3 separate regions of the Homo sapiens genome follow, and all the other regions are linked to region 3. The links are chromatin contacts, found by Hi-C or POLR2A ChIA-PET in ENCODE. All regions are on one chromosome and are shown on one strand. The core of a region is the stretch at or near the end of the contact, and the rest is flanking DNA. Distances in the headings are between cores, read along the strand shown. Region 1 has its middle 59 kb from the start of PIM1. Region 2 has its middle 77 kb from the start of PIM1. Region 3 overlaps FGD2 (FYVE, RhoGEF and PH domain containing 2).

The links. Hi-C counts contacts between places; a loop is a spot of excess contacts on that map. ChIA-PET counts read pairs that join two places held with the same protein, here RNA polymerase II (POLR2A). Pooled maps may share reads with other maps.
Region 1: a loop to region 3 is called in a pooled map, with 8 times the contacts of the local background. The contact joins two enhancer-like sites. A Hi-C loop is called at or near these places in 4 of 168 maps with a recorded cell type or tissue (PC-9, endothelial cell of umbilical vein, heart left ventricle and 1 more) and 11 of 50 pooled maps. POLR2A ChIA-PET finds 5 or more read pairs at or near these places in 11 of 52 experiments (B cell, HepG2, MCF 10A and 5 more).
Region 2: a loop to region 3 is called in a map of PC-9, with 5 times the contacts of the local background. The contact joins two enhancer-like sites. A Hi-C loop is called at or near these places in 3 of 168 maps with a recorded cell type or tissue (PC-9, endothelial cell of umbilical vein and naive thymus-derived CD4-positive, alpha-beta T cell) and 9 of 50 pooled maps. POLR2A ChIA-PET finds 5 or more read pairs at or near these places in 8 of 52 experiments (HepG2, MCF 10A, PC-9 and 4 more).

Annotation. Positions count from the first base shown.
Region 1 is chr6:37,108,977-37,113,458 of GRCh38, reverse strand. No RefSeq gene overlaps it. Among named protein-coding and RNA genes, the nearest start is that of PIM1, 59 kb to the left of the region's middle. RefSeq lists a cis regulatory region at 2,975-3,799. Within about 2 kb of position 2,635, at least 3 of the 41 ENCODE cell types and tissues checked have a DNase peak (open chromatin) inside an H3K27ac peak, as active enhancers do.
Region 2 is chr6:37,091,186-37,096,076 of GRCh38, reverse strand. It overlaps the pseudogene RPL12P2. Among named protein-coding and RNA genes, the nearest start is that of PIM1, 77 kb to the left of the region's middle. Within about 2 kb of position 3,041, at least 4 of the 41 ENCODE cell types and tissues checked have a DNase peak (open chromatin) inside an H3K27ac peak, as active enhancers do; they include PC-9, where a contact is called at or near this core.
Region 3 is chr6:37,021,855-37,026,328 of GRCh38, reverse strand. It overlaps FGD2 (FYVE, RhoGEF and PH domain containing 2), which reads right to left. Exons shown (of 16, transcript NM_173558.4): 13 at 3,959-4,090; 14 at 391-537. Among named protein-coding and RNA genes, the nearest start is that of FGD2, 18 kb to the right of the region's middle. RefSeq lists enhancers at 1-908, 620-1,819. Within about 2 kb of position 1,533, at least 6 of the 41 ENCODE cell types and tissues checked have a DNase peak (open chromatin) inside an H3K27ac peak, as active enhancers do; they include PC-9, where a contact is called at or near this core.

The DNA.
Region 1 (4,482 bases), core at 1,386-3,885, 86 kb before region 3:
TGCAGTGGTGCAATCTCAGCTCACTGCAGCCTCCACCTCCCAGTTCCAGCGAGTCTCCTGCCTTAGCCTCCCGAGTAGCTAGGACTACAGGCACACGCCACCATGCCTGGCTAATTTTTGTATTATTAGTAGAGATGAGGTTTCACTGTGTTGGCCAGGCTGGTCTCGAACTCCTGATCTCAGGTGATCCACCTGCCTCGGCCTCCCAAAGTGTTGAGATTACAGGCGTGAGCCACCGCTCCCGGCCTTTTTCAAATAGTTTTGACCTTTGGTTGGTGGAAGCCATGGATGCAGAACCCACGGATATGGAGGGCCGACCACATAAATAATTATTTTATGGCGTTTTCCTATGAAGGTGAGTGGAGAAAGGGGATGCAAGCTGGAGAGGATGCTATGGTTTGAATGTGTCCCCCAAAGTTCATGTGTTAGAAGCGTAATCCCCAATGCAACAGTGTTTTGAGGTGGAACCTTTGAGAGGTGACTAGGCCGGCTGGGCGCCGTAGTTCACGCCTATAATCCCAGCACTTTGGGAGGCTGAGGCGGGCAGATAACGAGGTCAGGAGATCAAGACTATCCTGGCTAACATGGTGAAACCCCGTCTCTACTAAAAATACAAAAAATTAGCAGGGCGTGGTGGTGCATGCCTGTAGTCCCAGCTACTGGGGAGGCTAAGGCGGGAGAATGGCGTGAACCTGGGAGGCCCAGCTTGCAGTGAGCTGAGATCGCGCCACTGCACTCCAGCCTGGGCGACAGAGCGATACTCCATCTAAAAAAAAGAAAAAAAAAGAGGTGACTAGGCCATGAAGGCTCTGTCCTCACAGATGGATTAATGCCATTGTTGTGGGAGTGGTTTTCTCATTGAAGGATGAGCTTGAGCTTGGCCCCCTTCCTTCTCCCGCCTCATTCCCCTCTATGTTGCCCCTATGATGCCTTATGCCATGTTATGATGTGGCAAAAAGGCCCTCGCCAGATGCCAGCCCCTTGACCTTGGACTTCCCAGCATCTAGAACTGTGAACCAAATGAATGTTTTTTCTTTATAAATTATCCAGCCTCTGGTATTCTGTTATAGCAGCACAAAGCAGACTAAGACATAGGGTCAAGAGCAACTTTTTTTAAAAAGATGAGTGAAATTACACATATTTATGTGCTGATGAAAATGATTCAGCAAAGAAGAAAAAACATGACGCAGGAGAGAGGAGGGAGAATGGCTGGAGTGAGGGGATGGGATCTCGTGCTCAGTGAAGGTGTATGCCTTAGATAGGAGCATAGACCATTTATCCCTAAACTACAGAAGGGAAAGCCGAGCATGTGGGCAAATTCTCCCATCTCATGACTTATTGAGTGCTTGACTTGCAAGAGATCATTAAGACCTTGAGTCTGTGCTGCCTAACCTTCCTCTCCATTTTGCAGATGAGACCTAGAGGGAACTGACTTACCAAAGGACACACCAATGATTGTCATGTGTGCACCAATGATTATTTGTTTTGTTTGTTTTTGAGACGGAGTTTCGCTCTTGTTGTCCCGGCTGGAGTGCAATGATGCGACCTTGGCTCATTGTAACCTTTGCCTCCTGGGTTCAAATGATTCTCCTGCCTCAGCCTCCCAAGTAGCTGGGATTACAGGCACCCGCCACCATGTCTGGCTAATTTTTTTTTTTTTGAGACGGAGTCTTGCACTGTTGCCCAGGCTGGAGTGCAGTGGTGCGATCTCAGCTCACTGTAACCTCCGCTTCCCGGGTTCAAGCGATTTTCCTGAGCTGGGATTACAGGTGCCTGCCACCATGCCCAGCTAACTTTTTGTATTTTTTAGTAAAGATGGGGTTTCACCATGTTGGCCAGGCTGGTCTTGAACTCCTGACCTCATGATTCGCCTGCCTCGGCCTCCCAAAGTGCTGGGATTCCAGGCATGAGCCACCGTGCCCAGCCATGCCTGGCTAATTTTTTGTATTTTTAGTAGAGATGGGGTTTCACCCATCTCTACTAAAGGGATTGGCCAGGCTAGTCATTATTAGAGGCAGAGCTGGAAACAGAATCCAAGACCTTTCTTGCACCACCTAGCACATTAGGGTTCTCTCTGTGCTCAGATGTTCTACCCGCCCCACCTGTGCTCTGGGTAGTAGATGCATAGTGTAGGGGCCTCCAAGAAGACATTGGAAGAAGAAAGTGTAGAACCGAGCAAACTTCAGAATAGGATCAATAAGCCATTGGGTTAGGTGATTTGAAAGTCTACTGATGAGTCTAAGGGATCTCCCTAGATGTATTTAGGAGTAACTGAGTCATTGTAAGGAAAGCTATAAACTGGTAAACTGGACTCAGAAAAATCTGTCAAAATGCAGAAAGAGGATAGTGTAAATCCAAGTGCAAACAGAAGGGCGTGGATCCTTCTGGGATATAGATTCCTGGTTTCAAATGTTCCATCAAGCTTTGTTTCCTGATGTGGGGTTTGGAAACATAGTCCCTTTAAGCTTAGATGGAGTTGAATGCTGCTACTCTATTCAGGACTGGATGATGAGTTTCCAGAAGGGAGAGGCCGCAACAAAAGAGGCACAAACAAGCTGGTCCCATGAAGGAGCCAAACACCAGATTTCACCTTGACCTCCAGGAAACTTGTGAAACCACTGCATTCTCTTTCCCCTAATTCCACTCATTTCGAAACATTCTCTGAGCTGTTGTGCGAGGCACTGTGCTTAGTGCTATAGGTATGACGGGTAAGCGAGAGGTGGGGGGTGGTATACAGAACAGATAAACTGAAGGAGGTCCCACCTTCCAATTTTTACAGGCTTCTAGTAAGAATGAGCGATTCACACATTGGACTGTGATTTCATGCCCACTACTCAGTCTCCCGATTACTCATTCTGCTTCTCATTTAGCTCTGTGTTGGACAGAGGGGGCGTGTAATATGGGGGGAGTCTGTGTCTCTAGTCACTGCAAAGATAACTAACTCCCTGACTGTGGATTCAAAGATATAAATTATAAACTGCTATTGGGTACAAATTATTCCCATGTGAGCTTGTTGAGCGTGATCCACTTATCTCTAGGGCTGATCGCTAGTTAAATCCTGCCCAAGTAGCTGAAAGCCTGTTTGTTTTACGACAAACAGGAGACAGGGGCCCTTGCTGAAATTCCTGGTGTAGGATTGAACCTTAAGCCAATGCTCTAATATGTTTGTTTGGAGAATTCTTAAGTGGGTACGGTCTGTAACAGCTGTCTTCTGCCTCTGCACCAAAGCGGTATTGGAAGAGACCCACAAGGTCAGGGTTCTGACTTCCAACACTCAGGCTGTTGAGGATAGGTGGAGGAGATGAGCTAGAATGTCACCAAGAGATAATCCAGGAGACGCTTCTCTGAAGAAATTACCATGATCTCTTCATTTCTGCAGCCCTTTGCAGTTGTTTTCGAAGCATTTGCATTATCACTGATTTCATGGAATCCTCACATCGCCCCACGAAGTAGGTGGAGCAGGTTTTATTATCACTGTTTTGCAGCTGAAGAGACTGAGGCCCCAAGAGGTGGCATGACTTGGCCCAGGTCACATGGCTAATAAGCAGTTGAGCTGGAGCTCGAGTCCAGGTCTCCTGACTGTGAGTCGAATGCCCAGGTGTCAGCCAGCCATTCCTCGGCGGCTCAGCTGCCTCCTCAGCCCCCTTGGCTCTCAGATGAGAGGCCTGGGGTGAGAGCATGGGCTTCACTCCCAGGATGGACTGGGTTTGAGTCCCACCTCTGCCCTAACTAGCTGTCTGACCTTGGGCAAGTTGCCAAACCATCTCTATGCCTCTGTTTCCTTGTCTGCAAAATGAGCAAAATAACAGTACCTCCCTGTCGGGTGATTTGGAGGAGTAAACAAGATATTACAGAGAGAACAAAACACAATGTCTGGCATGGTGCAAGGCATCAATAAATGCTATATTACCCGCTCCCCAAAGCCTATTCTCCTCAAAGACGCAACCCAAAAGAGAATACTCAAGAATCTTGCAGGCCAGGCACCGTGGCTCATGCCTGTAATCCCAGCACTAGCACTTTGGGAGAATGAGGCAGGAGGATTGCCTGAGTTCAGGAGTTCGAGACCAGCCTGGGCAACAAGGCGAAACCTCATCTCTACAAAAACTACAAAATGGGCCTGGCGCGGTGGCTCACGCCTGTAATCCCAGCACTTTGGGAGGCCGAAGTGGGCAGATCACCTACATCGGGAGTTTGAGACCAGCCTGACCAACATGGAGAAACCCCATCTCTACTAAAAGTACAAAATTGGCCGGGCATGGTGATGCATGCCTGTAATCCCAGATACTCGGGAGGCTGAGGCAGGAGAATCACTTGAACCTGGGAGGCAGAGGTTGCAGTGAGCTGCGATTATGCCATTGCACTCCAGCCTGGGCAACAAGAGCAAAACTCCATCTCAAACAAAAAACAAAAATCAAAAATCAAAACTTAGCCGGGTGTGATAGCATGCATCCTGACCCTGGAGTTCGAGGCTACAGTGAGCCA
Region 2 (4,891 bases), core at 1,792-4,291, 68 kb before region 3:
GTGTTGCACAAATGGAAAGCTTGTTGTCATCTTACACAAATTGTCAACTTCTTTTTTTTTTTTTTTGAGACGGAGTCTCTCTCTGTTGCCCAGGCTGGAGTGCAGTGCCGCGATCTCGGCTCACTGCAACCTCTGCCTCCCAGGTTCAAATGATTCTCCTGCTTCAGCCTTCTGAGTAGCTGGGATTACGGGCACCACCATGCCCGGCTAATTTTTGGATTTTTAGTAGAGATGGGGTTTCACCATGTTGGCTAGGCTTGTCTTGAACTCCTGATCTCAGGCGATTAGCCCGCCTCGGCCTCCCAAAGTGCTGGGATTAGAGGTGTGAGCCACTATTGTAGCTCTTGGAGCCACAATATTCCAAGTGCTCTTGGAGCACTTGGCCACATATTGTCAGCTTCTTAAAGGTGGGAATAGTCTCTTCTGTTTTCTTCAGTTTCCTCAGTGGCACTCCCCACCCCCATTCTGCAATCAACACAGGACTGGCTATAGAGATGGCCTTGTATAAAACACTGTGAAGTAACTTGCACAGTGGCTTAGCAAATAAGAGGTATTTAATAAATGGTGGTTAATATGCACGCATGTACCATCCATTGTGCGGAGAAGCAGTGTAGTGCAGCGATGTAGAGCATGGGCCCTGGTATTAATCCACTCTCTGCCACTTGCTTGGTTAGCACGTGTGACCTTGGGCAAGGTTAGCACTAATAGGCCCTAATATTCTCATCTATCACACATGGCTGATGATAGTAGTAGTTAATTCATGAAGTTGTGAAAACTGAAAGGGTTTAGTCTATGTAACAGAGCCGGGCACGAATCGAGCACTCTGTAGGCATCTGTTGTTTTTGTCTTTTTTTGCAACAAGATCTCAATCTGTCGCCCAGGGTGAGTGCAGTGGCACAATCATGGCTCACTGCAGCCTCGACCTCCTGGGCTCAAGTGATCCTCCCACCTCAGCTTCCTGAATAGCTGGGACTACAGGTGCATGCCACCATGCTCAGCTAAGTTTAAATTTTTTTTTTGTAGAGATGGGGTCTTGCTATGTTGCCGAGGCTGGTCTTGAACTCCTGGCCTCAAGCAATCCTCCCACCTCAGTCTCCCAAAGTGCTGGGATTACAGGGGAGCCACCACACCCAGCCCAGTTGTTATGTAACAAGAGGTGGTTGGTGGCTGGGCGTGGTGGCTCATGCCTGTAATCCCAGCACTTTGAGAGGCCGAGGCAGGTGGATCACCTGAGGCCAGGAGTTTGAGACCAGCCTGGCCAACATGGCGAAACCCTGTTTCTACTAAAAACATAAAAATTAGTTGGGTGTGGTGGCACGTGCCTGTATCCCACCTACTCGGGAGGCTGAGGCATGAGAATCGCTTGAACTGGGAGGCGCAGCTTGCAGTGAGCCCAAATTACACCACTGCATTCCAGCCTGGGAGACAGAGCAAGACTCTGTCTCAAAAAAAAAAAAAAAAAAGAGGTGGTTGGAGAAGATCGCCAGACAGGAAGTCTAGCTTCTGGTCTTTGTTCAGAGTCAGCATAGTCTTCAAAGAGGGTTAGATGCTCAGGCCAGCCTCTCAGGATCAGCACAAATCATGCAGTGGTGAACAGACTTGGGTGTCGTTTCCCCCAGGTGTGGGTGAAGTTCCTAGACTAGACCAGATATCATTGGGTAAAAGGTGTGCCTGTTTAACATTTGGATAAATATCACTATTGTCCAACATACAGAAGTTTCTGTCCACACCACCTCCTGCCAGAACAAGAATGCCTATTTCCCCATGTCCTAACCAACTCATATTTTTAAGTATTTTATTAATTTTTTGACTAGGTAATGTTTGCAGATGACACAAAATTTAAAAAGGTAGGGAAGGGCATGCAGTGAGAGGTCTCCACATTCCCATCGCAGCCATCCCAGTCCTGTCCCCAGAACCACAAACTTTGATCTCAGCCTTTCTGGTAAATGGAAAGTGGTATCTCACTCAATAAATCTCACAATTATGTTGACGTGAAAACAAATTACTATATATTAGGGAGTAGAATGTTGCATGTGAATGAATTTTAAGATTAAACAGGAGACTTCAAAGACATTTCACGCTCTAGGGTGGGGAGCGGCCCTTCTCTTGGGGGAAACCTTGATACAGCTCTGTGTTAGTCTGTGGAATGAATGCCTGAAGATGCCCCCACTCGTCTCGATCACATTGCGGTTTCCCTCATCCCCCAGTCACGTGTTTACCTTCCATCCCTTTGGGCTCTTCCTGCCCTTGGCCTGGTCACCACCTTGCTGCCTTACCTTAAGTCAGTCACCTCCTGCTCTGGGCTTCCTGACTTGTAAAAAAGGGGCTGAACTAGGCCTCATTCCAGGTGTAGCATTCCAAGACTGATCAACTAATTCACATTAAGGTGTAGATGACTGATAACAGCTTAATGTATTACCTCTCCTGTGGGTGGAAACATTTTAAGAGACGCAATTTCTCATCCTCCAAGAATGAATGTGCACGGTGCAATTTCAGGAATGGTCACAGGTGTGTGGGGATGATGTAGGGGGAGGGGTCCCTTTCCTGGCACCCCTCCAGTGGTCACTGTAGGCCCCCACCTGCTCCAGCCAGGGGTGGTGGCAGCCCTGAGGGGAACAAACCTGCTGGCTTCCCTCACACCACAGTCCACATTCATTTCTCTCTGGCAGCGGCCAAGAGCAGGGTTTTGTCATACAGAAAAATGCCTCATCAGGGAAACCCACGTGTGTGGCCTGGAAAACTACCTTGTCCCCTGGGGCGAGGGGTGCGGTGGAGGTGTTAGCAGCTTGATTTCTAGGTTCTCAGGTCAGTTCTTGTCCTGGGTGGGTGAGGAGACCCCCACTGGAGGGCCACTGGCCTTCCGCCAGAGCAGGTGGTCCTGCCACACCTGGATCCAAGACGTCTGCTTTTTACTGAGAGAAAGAGGCTGTGTCAGACACTGTCTGGTTTTGTTGGCTGAAGGAGGTTTGGTTTGGCTTCTGAATTTTCAGGGAGGGCTGATGGCCCGCAGCCACGAGCCACCGTTAGCCTGTGAGAAAGAGGAAAGGCGTTTCTTTAGCTGTGAAGTCTAGGCCACTGCATCCCAGCCCATGTTCCGCACTCACCCCTTGGGCCCTCATGGGGTGCCGTTTTGTCCCACTACTGTCTGGGCCTTTCTTCGGTGCAGGCAGGCGGCTGGGGAAGCCAGTCTGTGCTGCCCCCAGAACAGTGGTGGGTGGGGATGGAAACCAGGGGCTGAGGGGCCCAGGTCAGATCAGTGAGAGATGTGCCTCGCTCTCTGGCAGAACCTCCACTGTTGCATCCCCTCCTCTTTTCTGGACCAGGGCAGCTTCTCCAGACCTGATGATGCTTAACCCGTGAGCCTCATCACAGAGCATTCAGAGCTCTAGACCCTCCCTACGCAAAGGGTGGTGTATGACCAGCCTCATCCGCCTCACCTGGGAGTCGGTTATGCTGCAGGCCTTAGGGAGGTGGGAATGCCATAGAAGCTCTCTGGGGAGGCCCCTCTGAGGGGGAGACTCACCACAGGCCTGGTTCAACAGAGAGAGATGGACACTGGGAAAGGAACGCACGATGGGGCCGCGTGCTGAACTAGGGAGGTGTCTTCCCTTCCTTCCCTCCCTCTCTCCCTCCCTCCCTCCCTCCCTCCCTTCCTTCCTTCTTTCTTTCTTTTCTTTTCTTTTCTTTCTTTTTTTTTGAGATGGAGTTTCGCTCTTGTCGCCCAGGCTGGAGTGCAATGATGCCATTTCAGCTCACTGCAACCTCTGCCTCCTGGGTTCAAGCGATTCTCCTGCCTCAGCCTCCCAACTAGCTGGGATTACAGGCGCTCGTCACCACGCCCGGCTAATTTTGTATTTTCAGTAGAGACGGGGTTTCACCATGTTGCCCAGGCTGGTCTCAAACTCCTGACCTCAGGTGATCTGCCCATCTCAACCTCCCAAAGTGCTGGGATTACAGGCGTGAGTTACCACTCCCGGCCTTAATTTATTTCAAAACGGTTTCTTTTAGTTTTATTTTCATTTTATTTTAAATAGGCAACCCACTCACACAGTTAAAATTCTAAGGGCACAGGAGGGTATGTAAAATACAGTTTCTTTCACAGACTTGTTTCCTAGCTGCTTCCCCTCTCAAAGGCAACCCATGTGGCCCAGGGACATTAGATTACGCCAGTAAAAACATGCACGTGCGCGTGCATGTGTGTGTGTCACTAGACCTTTTATTTTTGTTTTGTTTGTCAAATGATCCTTTATTGAAATATTTTCCTTTGTGCTTAACTAGCTGGGCATTCCACAGCACCACTGTTGATGTCATCTATGATGTCATGAGGGTGGCGGCCATCAACATTGCAGCCCACAGACTGGGCAGTCCCCAGGATCTCTTTAATGGTTCCAGTGAGATCTCTGGCTAAAGATCGGTGCCGCATCCGTGGAGCAATGTTGACGATCTCATCAAAAGTGATATTCCCACTGTGTTTAATGTTTTTCTGTTTCTTTCTGTCTCTTGGTTCCTTAAGGGCTTTGATGATCAGGGCAGAAGCAGAAGGCACCACCTCAATCTGGGCCTGTCTGTTCTCAATGGTCAGTTTCACTGTAATCCTCAGGCCCTTCCAGTCACCCGTTGCCTTGGCAATGTCATCACCAACCTTTTTTGGAGACAGGTCCAGGGGGCCGATCTTGGGGCCCAGCGCAGACGTGGCACTGACTTCACCCCCAGTGCACCTCAGGTATACGACTTTGATCTCGCTGGGGTTGAACTTCGGCCACATGGTGGAGGCGGCTGGTGTTGGATGAACACAGATTCTGGACCGCCGAAGAAAGTTGCACCTTGGCCTCCTCTGAGCTGAGAGCCGAAAAGCCCGCTAGACCCCTTTTAAAAATTCAAAGGTTGGCTG
Region 3 (4,474 bases), core at 284-2,783:
GACCTGGAGCGTCAGTGTTCCCATCTGTAAAATGGAAGCGGTGACACCAGCTCTTGGCACCCTGGGACTGTCGGGGCAGGACATGGGGACGTGAACATGAGCTGTCCAGAGGGGCCGTACTATCGGATGGGGACATAGAGGAAGTGCAGAAGAATGTGGACGACAGCCTGCAGCCAAAGGGTGCCTCCATTTGGTGACAGGCTCCACACTGCCTGGGCTGTGGCGAGAGGCCTGGGGTCTGTGGGCAGAGAGAGGAAGAGGGAGAGGGGGGAGGGTGTGACCATGGCTGGCTTGTTCCTCAGCACTGGACAGTGTCAGCCCAGCATGGTTGCCGGGCACACATTCCCTGAACAGAGGACGGATGGTGAGCGCGGGGACAGTGGCCCTCACCTCCAGGATGCCCCGCCTCTTGTCCTCCTTGGCCTCAGGCAGCACATTTCCAGTGAGGAATGCGTAGCAGTGGAGGCAGACTCGGTTGGGCCTGTTGTCGTCGTATTTCAGTTCGGCCCGGTAGTCGGAGCACCTGGCACACACCACCTGAGGAGGACACATAAGGGGGCATGGGGCTGAGACCAGGCACCGGAGGGCTGGGCTCCTGCCTTGGTGGGCAGGTGGGGGCATGAGAGCAACCAGGGACTGGGGGAGGAAAAGAAAGCTTCGAGGGAGGAATAGAGGCAGAGCGGGGATGCTCCCCCATGCTGGTGAGGCCCAACTGCCTGGAGGCTGCGACACATGGGGGAGCTCGGGCTCGGGGCTCTTAGGCTGAGGGTTCAAGACCCGGCCCCCACCGCGAGGGCCGTAACTTCTCTCCCCTCCAGGTTCCCTCCGAGTGAGGGCTGCTGTGAACCCAAGGGGCTTGCCCCAGACGGGCCACTGGCATCTGATTCACTTTTCCAAATGCTGTCCTCTCCGCCATCTCACCTGACTCTCCCAAAGACCCCACCAGGCAAGCAGGGCCCAGCTTTTGTCCTCTCCTGACCCTGAGAGCCACACTGTTACCTGGCAGACAGGCCCTCCACACACAGGGTGTGTCTTTCAAGTCCCACAGTTTAGCTTTAAGATTCAGGCAGACTTTGTATTCTGCGCCATCATGGAGTCAAGTGTGTTTTCACCTAAAAATGATAGGCTGGTTGTTTTTACATGGGTACTCTGTGGAGCGGGGCCCACTCTCAGCTCACCACGAAGACACCCCCCAAAGGCTGACATGGATCATGCCGGGAGGCTGGGTAAAAGGGGCCTGGGAAGACTCAGAGAGGAACACTGGGTGCCGCAAGGTGTGACTGCGAGGAAGACTTGGCTTTATGGGGAGCCCAGATGTGGGCGTGGAGATGGAGGGCAGGAGAAAGGGGCAGAGGGAGTGTAGTTCATCAGGCGGCACCAGCCTTCAGGGAGCTCCTCTGTGTGCCCAGCACAGAGTGTGGCCTGGCAGGGACCTGGAGAAGAAGGCCTGGCCCTGCCCCACCCTCACAAGGATTCCCGTCTGGCAGGCAGGGGAGACAGAAACTGGCACCCGAACCACCGAAAGGATGACTCACTGGCTCAGCAGGCACGAAGATCTGCACAGGCAAGAGAAACCCACGGTCAGGGCACAGCCCCACACGGGGGCTTCAGCTACCTCAGGAGCATTTTTTTTTTATTGAGCGATTTCAATGTTTAAATATAATTAGTAAATATTTTTTCCTCTACCAACGTTTAATTTTGAAAAATTTCCTACCGACAGACAAATTGAACAAATAATACAATGATACCACCCACTAGATTCACTAATTATTAACATTTGTGCCACATTTGCTCTCTGTCTCTCTCTATATGTATGTATTTTATTTTTTTCTGAACCATTTGAGGATAAATTACAGTCATCATGACACCTCACCCTTAAATATGTAGCTGGTGGTCTCCTAAGAACAAGGGCATCCTTCTACCTATCCACGGTGTCACAGTCACGCTCAGGAAATTTATTGATACAATATTATTATTTTTATTTTTTTGAGATGGAGTTTTGCTTTTGTTGCCTGGGCTGGAGTACAGTGGGGTGATCTGGGCTCACTGCAACCTCCACCTCCTGGGTTCAAGCGATTCTCCCTCCTCAGCCTCCCGAGTAGCTGGGATTACAGGTGTACACCACCACACCCGGCTAATTTTGTATTTTTAGTAGAGACAGGGTTTCACCATGTTGGCCAGGCTGTTCTCGAACTCCTGGCCTCAGGTGATCCGCTCACCTCGGCCTCCCAAAGTGCTGGGATTACAGGTGTGAGGCACTGCACCCAGCCAATACAATATTATTATCTAGATATGTTGCATCATCAAATTTCTCCCAATGGTCCCAAGAGCAACCTTGATAGCTTTATTTTACCCCAGAAAGAATCCAAGCAAGGATCATACATTTAATTTAGTTGTCAGAATATTTTCTATCTTAAGCTGGAAGGCAGCTACACAGGTGTTGTTATTCTTTGTGCCTCTTTGTATTTCACTATTTTAAGTAATTTTTAAAGAACTACTTTCACTCACAAGTGTGAATCAATTCAACTCTTATTTACAGAAGTGAATCACCAGGAACAGTAGCCAATCCCCACATCCTTTCTACCTGGCTTCGGGATGTAACTCATCACTGACATCTGAAGGCAGGTGTGTTCCCAGGTCCTAGAAACTGACTCTGTCCTGATTGCAGTTGAACACATTTTGGGGACACCTCCCTGACTGGCCCCAACCTGTCCAGCTAGACTCCTCCTGTCCTCTGGAGGTCATCAAAGACTGAGGTTGCAAAGGGCTTCTCTGTTTGCAGAGTAAACAGAGGGGGTTGTGATGTCAACAGAGAACAGCTCAAGTACAGGAGTGCTTAAAAAGCAAAGCGAGATCTACCTCTGGTAACTGGGCCTGGATTGATAAGAGGAGAAACTGTAGTGGACACAGTACCCTCCTCAAGAAGCTGGTAGCTCACCCGCACTGGATGCCCTGCCTGAGTTATGGAGGAGGGGGAAAGAAAAAGAGGAGAGGGAAGGGAAAGAATGTTTTTTGGTGGAATCCTCACTGCCACACTGGAGGTAGGTTTCACGATCCCCATGGCGGAGTTAAGGAGACTGAGGCCTGAACCAGTAGGCAGAGTTAACAACAGAATCCATCAGGTGCCAGGGTGCTGAGGGCTTGCAGAGAAGAGAGGACAGTTAGCCGAAGCGGGTAAAGAGAGGATGACGGGGTGGGTGAGTGCATAGTGGGCATGGGCCTGGTGAGGTGGTGGGGCAAGGCCTGAGGGGGTGCGGGGCTAGATGCCCCTCCACTAGAACTGGGGACCATTTCCTAGCTCTGGGTCTCAGGGTCGTGGAAAATGATGATAAGAATGCAGGTAAATTCATAGGATCAGCTTCAGGGGTACCTTCAGCAAGTAATTTAACCTCAATGGGTCTCATTTTCCCATCTAAAAAATGGGAAACAGCAGCCTCCTGAGGTGTGCTGTGAGGGCCAGATGAGGTAGTAATACACACACCTGGCTCAGAGCTAGTGCCCAACACCACTGGGCTGCATTGGTTGAAGCCAGCAGATTTGGCCAAGATGGGGACAGCAGCACCTGAGCTGGGTGGGTAGAGGCCCAGGTAGGGCAGGTAGAGGCCTAAGTGGGACAGGTAGAGGCCTGGGTGACACTGGTGGAAGCCAAGGTGGGGCAGGTGGAGGCCGAGGTGGGACAGGTAGAGGCCAAGGTGGGGCAGGTGGAGGCCTAGGTGGATCAAGTGGAAGCCTAGGTGGATCAAGTGGAAGCCTAGGTAGGAAAGATAGAGGCCTGGGTGACACAGGTGGAGGCCTCGGAGGGACAGGTGGAGGTGACACAGATGGAGGCCGAGGTGGGGCAGGTGGAGGCCTAGGTGGATCAAGCGGAGGCCTAGGTAGGAAAGGTGGAGGCCTGGGTGATGCAGGTGGAGGCCTGGGTGACGCAGGTGGAGGCAGGAGTGCTGGCAGGAGTACTCACATAGCCGCAGGCCCGGCAGTGGTGGCGACGGCGCGTCAGAGCGTTGAAGGGCTCCTGGCAGCGCATGCACATGGTCACCATCTTGTCCCGGACCCACTGCGGTGCCCGGAGGCCCAGCTCCTCAGACTGCAGCTGTGGGTTAAGGGGAGTTGGGCAGGAATGGGCCCTTGGTGACCTTCTTCCGCCCATCCTCCCAGGGCCTGGGGCCCTGTGCCCACCTGCTGTAGCAGGGATTCTTTGTGTTGGGCTTCCCTGGGGCTTCTACAGCAAGCTGACTGACCTGATCGAGACCTTATGATACGTTAGTTACCATTATTCCTATTGTATAAGTGAGGAAACTGAGGCCCAGAGAGGTCAAATGACTCAGCAGTCACTCAGCAAGCCAGAGTTCAGCTCAAATCTGAACTCAAACCACAGATATCCTCCCCAGCCCCCACCTCACTCACCTTCCATCTTCCCTGAGACTTTGTATTTCTCAGATACTTTCAAACCCAAAACCCTACTGCCCCCTGCAGC